Linked DNA regions of Homo sapiens: region 2 is linked to region 1. The links are chromatin loops, found by intact Hi-C in ENCODE. Cell type or tissue: B cell. All regions are shown on one strand. Each heading gives the region's core, and the rest is flanking DNA. Links, peaks and the distances in the headings are about the cores only.

Region 1 (5,358 bases), core at 69-5,068:
CCCTCCTCCCCAGCCCAGCCAGGCCCCCTTGCACATACCTGGTTCCCAGGGGTCAGGCACAGCCAGCCCAGGCAATTCCCCATGTGAGCCGTAGAAGCAGGCTTGGCGCAGTCCTCCTCTCCCTCTCGTCTCTCCGGGGCCCTGGGCTGGGCTCCCCTGCCCCCACCCAAGCACAGGGCTCGCCTCTGGGCAGCCTCCTGGGCCATGGCCCCCTGGGTGCCCATATCCCGGCAGCTGCCCCTAAAAGCCACTTAGGCTGAGGCGCCGCGACTGCTCGCCACCCCAACCCCTGCAATTCCTGGGTAAGGCTGCTTCAGGCTCCCGCCCGGCCGGCCGCTTCCATCTCTCTGTCTGCATGTCCAGAGGCTGCCTGTCTGGCCTGTGGCTGGCCTCCCTGGACACAGCCTGGTGCTGCCACCCTTGGAGTCTGTGAAGATGGCTGTGGGCAGTGTGACCCACCACCACGCACCCCACATACCACACCTGTTTGGGCTTAGGGGGTCATCCCACACCAACCAGGTCCACCCAAAACCTGGCAGGCTGTAGCTTCCTGGCCACACTAGAGTCGAGGGAGGTGGCTGGATGGGAGACTCCAGCAGCCCCAGGTCCCCTGGGTAAGGGGGCTTGCAGACCTTACCCGCCCTGGGTGGGGCAGACGCCTGATCAGCCTTGGGCATACACCATCCTTCCCTGGCCCAGGACTCAGCTGATTCCTACTCCCAGTGACTGAAGATGGGCTGAGGGGCCGGAGCAGTGGCTCACGCCTGTAATCCCAACACTCTGGGAGGCCGAGGTGGGTGGATCACCTGAGGTCAGGAGTTCGAGACCAGCCTGGCCAATGTGGCGAAACCCCGTCTCTACTGAAAATACAAAAAAAATTAGCCAGGCGTGGTGGTGGGCATCTGTAATCCCAGCTACTGGGGAGGTTGAGGCAGGAGAATCGCTTGAACCCAGGAGGCGGAGGTTGCAGTGAGCTGAGATTGCGTCACTGCACTCCAGCCTGGGCAACAGAGCTAGACACCATCTCAAAAACAATAAATAAATAATTTAAAAACAAATAAAAAAAAAAAGATGGGATGGAGAACAGCATGGCAGAGGGAGGGGCCACAAGGGACATGAGGTCACAACCAGGGCCAGGAACCAAGGAAATATCACCGGACACACTGCTGCTACAGAGTTAACAAAAGAGTCCCCAAAGCCATGAAGGAGCTGAGGAGGGTAACAGAGTAGCAAAGGGCCGGGCAACAAAGGAAGTGGGCCTAGCAAAGCAGGGAGCAGGAGGAATGAGGCAGCCAGAGAGGAACCAGAGGTCACGATTTCAGAGGAGGTGCAGAGTCAGTGAGAGGGGACAGTGAGTCCAGGGGCCTGGAGGAACAGGCGAGGAAGGGTGACCTAGAAGCTCTCGGGGGCAAACCCTCCCAGGCCTCTTCTCCAGCCAGCCTCCGGAAGCTCTCAGCCCTGGTCCGAGGCTGACCTTGGCCCGTATGGGTGCTGCGCTGGAGGCAGAGAAAGGCGAAGGGAAGCACCTGGGCAAAGGTGTTCAGGGGCCGCAAAGTGCTTGGTGTCTCGAAGAAAGGGCTAGGGAGGTGGGCGGGAGGGAGTAGGGTCAGCATCGAGAGGAGGGTGGACTTTATTTTCCTGGTTCTGTGGGGTGCAGATGGGGTGTGGGTGACGTGGGCTCCCCGGGCCCCAGCAGGAGGGAAGAAAGTCAAGGCAGAGGCAATCAGAGGCTTGGGAGATCCCCCAACTCTCCACCCAACCCCCTTAACCCACGCCTGCCAGCATGCTACCCAGGCGTGGGTCCTATCCAGCAGAGGGAGAGCAGGTCTCAGCCGTTCCCCTGGGCTGTCGGTGGGGGGTCCACCGGGGTGGGGGCCGCCCGTGCACTCCTGTTTTGGCAGGACCTTTCCTTCGGGCCTTGAACCCGCATCCCTCCAGCAAGGTCCCAGCGATCTCAGGGAGCCCGAGCCTGGACCTGGACCGGGGCTCCGGGGTGTGGCCGTGGCCTGGGGCCCTGTCTGGGGGTGGGGCCACTATTCCGACTCCCGGTAATGGTCCAGAGCTGCTCAGGCAGGCGGGGCTTCCTAATGGACATTAATGGCCCTTCAAGCATAACCAGACCGCGCCTAGGGCCTCTTCCCTCAGGCTGCACCATGCCTCTCTTTACATTCTGAAACTGGAGCAGGCGGAGCCAGCGCGACAGAAGGAGGTGACCAACAGAGACCCACAGACCAGACAGAGAGAGAAGGCCGGGGGACTGCGACGACCCAAGAGTGGGGAGAGGCAGGAAACCGCTGCCGCCGACGGGGCGACCCCGCCCACCCGTCGTGGCCCCGCCCACTGCGGCTCTAGCCCCGCCCGTTGCTGGAGGCGCGAGTCGGACGCTACCGCCCGGAACAGTAGCCGCGCAGCGCCACCTGGCCGGAACTGGTGGCATTGCATCGTGCGAGGAGTTGCCCCAGGATCCTGCCCATCTGGCTTCCTTCCACTCGATCCAGTCCTGTGGGGTGGGGACTGGGGTGAGGCTGGCGCCCTAGGCCTGGTTGCGCTGCAGGGGAATAAGGGTGTGGAGTGGGGGAGGCAGAGAAGCCTCTCATGGGCTCTGTCTCCCCATCTTGGACCAGGCAAGCACCAGGGAACATCACTGAACGCCCCCCCGCCAGCCCCGCGAGAACAGAGCTTTGAGCACCTTGGCCTGCGCAAGGGGAGGCCAGAGCTGAAGCAGCCCCAGGAAGAACATTTAACCCAGCCTGGGGCCCTGGAGTCCTCCTTCGGCGGGGGAGGTCCCGGGCTGTCCTGGAATCTGCAGTCTGGAGCAGGCGGTGGGGAAGGGGGAGGAGGCAGTGGGAGGGGCGGTGAGAGCAGACAGAGCCAGCCCTGCCAGAGCACGGGTATCGTCCCATAGGCAGTGGGGAGCCCTTGAGGCGTGGTGTGGTGGTGACGAGGTCAGGACATCCATGTTCTTAGAGGTCAGGTTCAGTGAGGAACAGGGGCAGGAGTGGGAAGGAATGAGCTCGCAGGAGAATGAGTTGCCCTGTGAGGTGTGTGACCACCTCTTCACCCAGCACAGAGCCGGAGGGAGGGCTAGATGGAACCAAGGGCTCCATAAGAATTGGCTGTTGGCCGGGCGCGGTGGCTCACGCCTGTAATCCCAGTACTTTGGGAGGCCAAGGCGGGCGGATCACGAGGTCAGGAGATCGAGACCATCTTGGCCAACATGGTGAAACCCCGTCTCTACTAAAAATACAAAAATTAGCTGGGCGTGGTGGTGGGCGCCTGTAGTCCCAGCTACTCGGGAGGCTGAGGCAGGAGAATGGTGTGAACCCGGGAGGCGGAGCTTGCAGTGAGCGGAGATCATGCCACTGCACTCCAGCCTGGGCAACAGTGCAAGACTCTGTCTCAAAAAAAAAAAAAACAAAAATTAGCTGGGCGTGGTAGTGGGCACCTGTAATCCCAGCTACTGGGGAGGCTGAGGTGGGAGAATCATCTGAGCCGGGGAGGCAGAGAGGCGGAGGTTGCAGTGAGCCGAGATAGTGCCTCTTCAGCATGGGCTGGAGACTCCGTCTCAAAAAAAAAAAAAAAAAAAAGAAAAGAAAAAGAATTGAAGGGGTGGAGATAAAAAGCACCCACATTTGGGAGACAGACACACCTTGGAGATGGAAAGGACCTACCAGTGAGGGGAGGGGGGCTTCTAGAAGTGGGGGTGGGGAGCTGGTTCCACAGAGGCATCCTGGAGCCAGGCCCAGGACCACCTCTCCCCCAATGCTTGCTGGGTGGCCCCAAGGGGGGACCCTGCCACATGGCCACAGGAGGGCTCCAAGGGTGGGCTGCATCAGGGCATGTGACCTTGGTGGTTTGGGGTCCAGGACAGTCATTGGAGTCCCAGGGAAGATTAGAGAGGGTTGAAGAGGCAGCGGGAGGGAGGAGGGGCCCAGACCCTTGGGAAGGGAACTGGAGGGGGCCTGGTGGATGGAGGTCCTCGGTGTTCAAGATGGCAGGGCACATTTATGTGGGGGGGCTGGAGCCAGTGACCAGAAGTGCATGCAGAGGGGGATAAAAGGCAGAGAAGCAGGCCGGGTGCGGTGGCTCACACCTGTAATCCCAGCACTTTGGGAGGCTGAGGCGGGCGGATCACGAGGTCAGGTGATCGAGACCATCGTGGCTAACATGGTGAAACCCCGTCTCAACTAAAAATACAAAAAATTAGCTGGGCGAGGTGACGGGCGCCTGTAGTCCCAGCTACTCGGGAGGCTGAGGCAGGAGAATGGCGTGAAACCGGGAGGCGGAGCTTTCAGTGAGCCGAGATTGCGCCACTGCACTCCAGCCTGGGCGACATAGCCAGACTCCGTCTCAAAAAAAAAAAAAAAGGCAGAGGAGCAGCCAGGGGCAGTGGCTCATGCCTGTAATCCCAGCACTTTGGGAGGGAGGCTGAGGTGGGCGGATCACCTGAGGTCAGGAGTTCAAGACCAGCACGTCCAACATGGTGAAACCCTGTCTCTACAAAAATACAAAAATTAGCTGGGCATCATGGTGGGTGCCTGTAATCCCAGCTACTCAGGAGGCTGAGGCGGGAGAATCGCTTGAACCTGGGAAGTGGAGGTTGCAGTAACCCGAGATCGCGCCATTGCACTCCAGCCTGGACAACAAAGAGAGACTGCATCTCAAAAAAAAAAAAAAAAAAAAGCAAGAAGCAAGGTGGGGCTCAGGTGGAGGGGCCCCTCCTCCCGGGGCATGACCCAGAAGAAGGGGACCAGGGGTTCTTAATCAATCTGCGGAAGCCTTTGGCTAAGGGAGGGAGGGGGTGCCGGGAGATCCAGGTTTGAAATGAATGCTGAGTGCCCGGCGCTTCCCCTGGTCGGCGAGGGAGGGGCCCCTGACATTTGCCAGGGCGTGGGCGCGCCTGTCTGCGCCCTGAGCTAGACGGCAAAGTACACAAGCAGACGAAGGGGTCGCATGCGGGGGCGCAGGAGTCAGGCGGATTTTATTGACCGGACGGCAGGCGGGGTCTATGAGCGGCTCCTGGAAGCGCGCGGCCACTCCTCCTGGGTCAGGCGCGGAGGCGCCACGGGCGGGCGGGGGACGCTGTCAGAACGGTCCGGGGGCCAGGCAGGGCAGGCCAAGGCGGTTTGCTGCGGGGTCCACCGCTGGGCGGGAGACGTCTCTCCGAAGTCTCTAACGAGAACACAGCAAGGCCGTGGGGAGGAGGCTGTGGCCCTCCAACCACCGCCCCCGGGTGCCAGGGTCGAGCCTGCCCAGGGAAAGCTCTTCTGGGCGCGGAGCAGGGAATGGAAGGGCCCGAGGGTGCCCCCTGAACGCGCGGCTCCGTGCTCCGGCTCAGACCTCCCGAGACCCCCTTGC
Region 2 (5,299 bases), core at 300-5,299, 480 kb before region 1:
GCGGTGGCTCACGCCTGTAATCCCAGCACTTTGGGAGGCTGAGGGGGGGGTGGATCACGAGGTCAGGAGTTCAAGACCAGCCTGACCAACACAGTGAAACCCTGCCTCTACTAAAAATACAAAAAAAATTTAGCTGGGCGTGGTGGCGTATGCCTGTAATCCCAGCTACTCAGGAGGCTGAGGCAGGAGAATCGCTTGAACCCAGGAGGCGGAGGTTGCAGTGAGCCAAGATCATGCCACTGCACTCCAGCCTGGGTGACTCTGTCCCAAAAAAAAAAAAAATCAAAAAATAATTCTTTGAATGTTTCTAAAAACAAATGATAATTTATTATGCAGTTTCAACAAATGTTGGCTTTTTTTTTTTTTAAACAAAGAATGGCTACTTCATAGGCAGAGCAGCCACTTTTGGCTAATTTTTAACATCCAAAGCTAATAAATAATCAAGAAGAAATAGAGAACATTAACAAAATAAATTATGTTCTATTTGGGAATACCTAATATCAGATACTAACAAGTACAGTGATAAGAATAAAAAAGATAATAATCACACATACCTTCTAGGTTAGTAGAAAAGTTAGGAAAAGATATTAAATTTAAAGAAACAATATTTTGCATGCACACAAAAAACAAAGAACTTCGCTCATGATGTGGAAATCATGACCCAGCAGCAATCCGTCTTCCTGGTCCAGATCACTGGAAGGCCCGGGTGGGGCCCCCTGGGGGCAGCCACGCAGAACCTGCTGGACTTAACTCGCCAGAAAAATCACCACCCAGTTCAGGAAGTTTGCAGAGGGAAACCTACAAATGGTCCACGGATATGACTTCCCTGCTCCTGGAGGGCTCCCTCTGGAAGAGGCTTGCAGCATTCCAGTCATAGAATGTGGGTGAGCACTACAGCGGGCAGCCTCCCACACCTGCTTGGCTGTAGGCCCAGGAAGCCCCCGGAGGCCCCTCTGGCTGAAGAGATCAGACTCAGCTTGGAGCCCTGGAGTTGATGCAGCAAGACCATGTTTAATGAACACCAAAGCTGGCGGTACAGATGAGGGCCTCAGGGGCTCAGGCGGGGGCCTGGAGGGCTGCGGTGGGCTGAGATGAGTGGCGACTTCCCTCCCATACCTCTCCCCGTGAGAGGGATTCACCCCATCCCCCTGCGAGCCTCTCAACAGTCCTGTGAGGAGGACAGCAGGGCATGGGGACTGGCCCCATTTCACAGCTGGGGAAACTGAGTTCCAGACGGGTTTGTCAGCTTGCCCAAAGCCACACAGGGTTCCCGGTCCTTCCTCCTGCACCACTGTGCGCCCAGTCAGAGGCTACATGAGCAGATGGTCAGGGGAGGCTAAAGCCCCATGGGAGGAGCAGGCAATGGTGTGGGGATGGAAAGTGGCACGGTGCAGGGGACTCCAAGTGGCACTGGCTGGAGGCCAGCAGGGACGGGGGTGGGGGCAGGACTGCTGGTACCTGCCTCTGTGACCCAGGCTTCCATGGTCCCAGAACAGCCACTTGGGCCTCTGTGTCTCCCTTCTCCCCTCCGTGGTGACCAGACCCTCAAGACGAGTTGAAGGAGGTCATGGGGCATGGAGGGAGGTCACAAGGCAGGGGGCTGCCCCCTATAGTGCCCAGAGGCAAGGCCTCCCCTGGCACCTACCTGCGTCTGGCCAGCGCAGGGCTCAGGCAGGGCAGGGGCCCAGGGGCCCAAAGGCTGTAAGGTGAGAGGCTCACAGAAAACCCTGACACGTGGCCAGCCACAGCACCACAAGAGGGACAGAGGGAGGACATGCATCCATGCAAGGTGGCCAAGGAGGTGCTGTGTGGCCAGGGCCAGGGGAGGGCACGGGGCCTGGTGCAGAGAAGCAGTTGGGGCTGCACTGAGATGAGCATGCCACAAAGAGGGGCTTGGGCGTGACCCTGGGCCCCAGGTCATTGCAATGACAAAGAGGTGAAATGGGCAGCTGCAGAGGCTACAGGAGCTCAAGGAGGCCTGGGCTGGAAGGGAGGGGAGCTGAGAAGCCCCCTGGGTCCAGGCTTCTCTGGGCAGACCCCTGGAAATGGAGCTTGCTGGTCTGGGTCGGTCCCTGAGGGCCTCTCCCGGGGCTACCTCTTCAGATGGGAACACGCAGGGAGGCCCAGCAAAAGCTTCAGGCTCTGCAGAAACACAAGGACATGTGACATCCCCCTCCAGCTCCCACCCTCCCTGGGGGTGGAGCCCAGCACAAATCCCACCCTCCTCCTCCCACCCAGCAGCTCCCAAACGCAGCCCAGGGGAGCCTCAGAGGCAGCCAAGAAGGGTTAATGTGAGAGGTGGCCCAGGAGGCCTGGGGAGGGAACTGGGGCAAACGCCCAGGACAGGGGGTGGGGTCCGCCAGGGGGCAGGCCCAAGGGTGCCAGTCTGTTCTCGGGATCTACGCTGGGATTCAGTCGCCAGCCAGCCAGGCTGCAGGGCCCTGCTCAGGAGGGCGCGATGCTATGCGGCACCAGCAGGGGGCACCACAGGCCCACCCTTAGCTGCACGTTCCCACTGCCGTTGTACTCCCACCCCAGGGGCTCAGGCTGCCTAGAGAGGCTCAGGGGCAGCAAGACCCAGACACTCCCAAGGCCTTGGGCTATGGAAGCCTCCACGGAGGAGGAAGGTACTTCCTATGCCAGCTCTGGGTGGGGCTGGGGGCACAGCAGGCCCTCCAGCTCTGACCCAGATGCAGGTGGACTGGGGAAGCCCAGCCCAAACCCCAGGTAGAGGCAGCAGCAGGTCCAGGCAACGCCAGGCTTGGCCATGGGGTCCTGCCGTCCCCCAACCCTGCCTACCACATGGGGGTTTCATCTGCTCTCTGCTGCCCGAGGCGGCAGCCCAGCCTCGGCCCACCGCCCCACCACGGCTCAGTCACCGTGGCACAGGCCGTCACTGGGTGTCAGGGTCCTGGAAGCCCCAGGCCTCCACGGCAGCAATGAGGAAGTTCTCGGAGCAGAGGGGCTGGTTGTTGAAGGTGTCGCAGTGGCTTGTGCGGCCCCGGTTCAGGTCCCCATCGATGTAGAGCGCCTGGCCGCCTCCTCCCCCTGCAGGATGCTCAGGTCAGTGGCGGCCTGACTGCCCTATCAGCACTGACCCAGGCACCTCACCTGCTGTCCCAGCTGTCCTGCCCTGCACGGGCCTCTCTGAAACCGCACAGACCGTTGACCCTCCATAGCCCCCAGGACCAGCTGTCCAGGCTGGTCTCTCCCTTCCAGCCCCCTCCCACCCATCATGCCTGGTCCACCCTGACACCCAGGGCCTCTTCTCTGCCACCCCGGTCAGGGAGGGCTGGGTGCAGCAGCTTCAGCTGCCCGGACCCCACACCCTCATCCCAGAGCCCCGTCTGCTGGCGCTCACCGACGATGAGGCAGTCGCTGCCCCCCGCCATGAACATGGACTCGGTCTTGGAGGGCAGGTTGAAGTGGCGAGCGGCCAGGAAGGGCGAGAGGCGGTCAGCGGGGTCTGAGGAGGCGGAGTGGCTGAGTGGGGCGGTGGGCTCGGCAGCCATCAAGGGTGGGGGCTTGGTCAGCTCGGGGTGCTTGATCACCACCCACTCGTAGCGCTGCACCTCAGGCTGCAGCTGGGGTGGAAGGGGAGTGTGAGGAGCTGGCGCGGGCGTTCGCAGGCCCCTCTGCCCCAGAGCCACAACCCGTTTCATCCCGTGAATCTGCACCCAGAGCCCAAGGTGGGTGCAGCCCGAGCCAGGGGCTGGGGAGCTGGTGGCTCGAGCAGATGAAGCCCCCTGCCCCGGAGCAGCGCACGGCTGAATGATCAAACCCGGAAGCACACAGGGCGATGACGCTGCTGGGTGACTGCCATGGCGACACCCAACAGTGTCCCCAGGGCAGGCGGGTGCTCCTGGAGGGATGCAGCTACAGGGTCTGCGTGGGGGTTTGGGGACACTTGGCCCCACTCACCCTAAACACAAAGCATTCTCCGGTCCCAAAGAAGCCCAGTTTGCCTCCAAACTTATTTCTCTCACTCCAGTCTGTGGACAGGTAAGCACCACACACCTGGGGGAAAGGTCTGGGTGAGGCTGTGCCCGCAGGCCCCCAGGAGCGTCCCTGTGCTCCAGACTACTGACGGGCCTGTCCCAGGTCACAGGTGGGGGTGCAGGCATTGCCGTCTCCCACCCCCACCCCAGGGCAGGAGTGGTGTGGGAAAGGCAGTGTTGCAGGTGTGTGCACCCTGCCCCTGGCTTGGGGCTGGCAATGAGGGTGGGCGGGGGCTGTGTTGGGGATAGTCTCATTTCCCCTTGTGGCCCTGAGTGTGGGATGAGCCCCATGTGCTGGCCATACCCACGCTCTGACTCTGGATCTGGCCCAGGAGGCCTAGGCCCTGAAGCCCATCAGAGCCAGCCCTGGAGCCCATCAGAGCCAGCCCTGGAGCCCATCAGAGCCAGCCCTGGCTCCAGGGCCCCTGCTCACCTCCTTCTGCGTGGTCTTGATGAGCAAGAGGGTAGGCTCATGTCCTTCACACTGGAAGTAGAACCTGGCGTAGAGACACGCATGCCAGCTGTCACCCTGCACACCCTCCCAGCCGCCTCCTGCAGCCTCCGCTGGCCCCAGCTGTCTTGGGGCGAAGACCTGGGAACTGTGCTTCCTTCTCTCTGGGTCCCGACAACACCCTCACCCAGGTGTTCTTCTCACCTGGCCCTTCTCTGCCATCCCCAGGACAGCCTGCCCTGGTGTGACTCAGGGGAGAGGCCTTGCAGTGGAAGGCCCCAGTGCAGAGCCAAGCGCCAGGGGCTGGGGAAGCAGGAACCAGAGGAACAGGTCCCTGCGGTGGGGAGGTTTGGGCCATCCTCGCAGCCCAGGCATGTGGGAGCCAAAGAGGCCCTGGTCTGCCAACGTGGCGCCTGGAGCTTGGCTGGTGTCCTTGGCAGGGCCAGGAGAAGTGGCTCCAGCTGTGCCAAAATGCTTGAGTTGTTATGAACCTGTGAACGGTGCTGGGTGGGGGCTGGACCAGCTCTGCCTGCCTCACCCCCAGGTCACCCCAGGCCCAACCCAGAGCTCCCACGGCCACATGCTGTCCAAGGCTGGAGGGAGGCTCCCTGGCTGCACCTGGCAGCACCACCCTGGAGGGCAGCATGCCCCAGGCCCCCGACAGAGCACCATGTGGATGACAGGGTGGGGAGCGAGCACAGCCAGGACCTGCCGCCCACATGGTCCCCCAACCAAGACAATGCTGTGAGCTCCAAGGTGGGGATCCTGCCTCCCAGGCGTCTTCACGACGCCTGCATGGCCCCAAGCTGTGGCACGCCTGCCATGACCCCCAAAGTCTGGGTGGTGTGGG

What was found. A loop is a pair of places that touch in the nucleus more often than their neighbours do. Peaks named below come from ENCODE experiments on the same cell type or tissue, not always from the same donor. Only the 100,000 strongest peaks of a DNase experiment are listed, where the experiment ranks them.
Region 2: it touches region 1 in a loop (4-fold over the local background); 4 of 110 quality-filtered maps call a loop at or near these places.

What each region holds. Positions count from the first base shown.
Region 1 is chr16:2,020,347-2,025,704 of GRCh38, reverse strand. NPW (neuropeptide W) reads right to left here. Exons shown (of 2, transcript NM_001099456.3): 2 at 4,950-5,172. The coding sequence ends at 5,086. Among named protein-coding and RNA genes, the nearest start is that of NPW, 3.2 kb to the right of the region's middle. RefSeq lists silencers at 2,229-2,408, 4,883-5,177 and a cis regulatory region at 1,408-3,097. In B cell, for the core only: CTCF peaks have their summits at 2,232 and 2,431; DNase peaks (open chromatin) are centred at 2,384 and 4,960; H3K4me3 peaks cover 1,172 bases; H3K27me3 peaks cover 2,748 bases.
Region 2 is chr16:2,498,553-2,503,851 of GRCh38, reverse strand. TBC1D24 (TBC1 domain family member 24) reads right to left here. Exons shown (of 8, transcript NM_001199107.2): 5 at 4,432-4,495; 6 at 3,922-4,017; 7 at 3,362-3,584; 8 at 1-3,048. The coding sequence ends at 2,894. Among named protein-coding and RNA genes, the nearest start is that of ATP6V0C, 13 kb to the left of the region's middle. RefSeq lists an enhancer at 2,941-3,758. In B cell, for the core only: CTCF peaks have their summits at 2,283 and 2,484 (motif pointing right); a DNase peak (open chromatin) is centred at 2,491.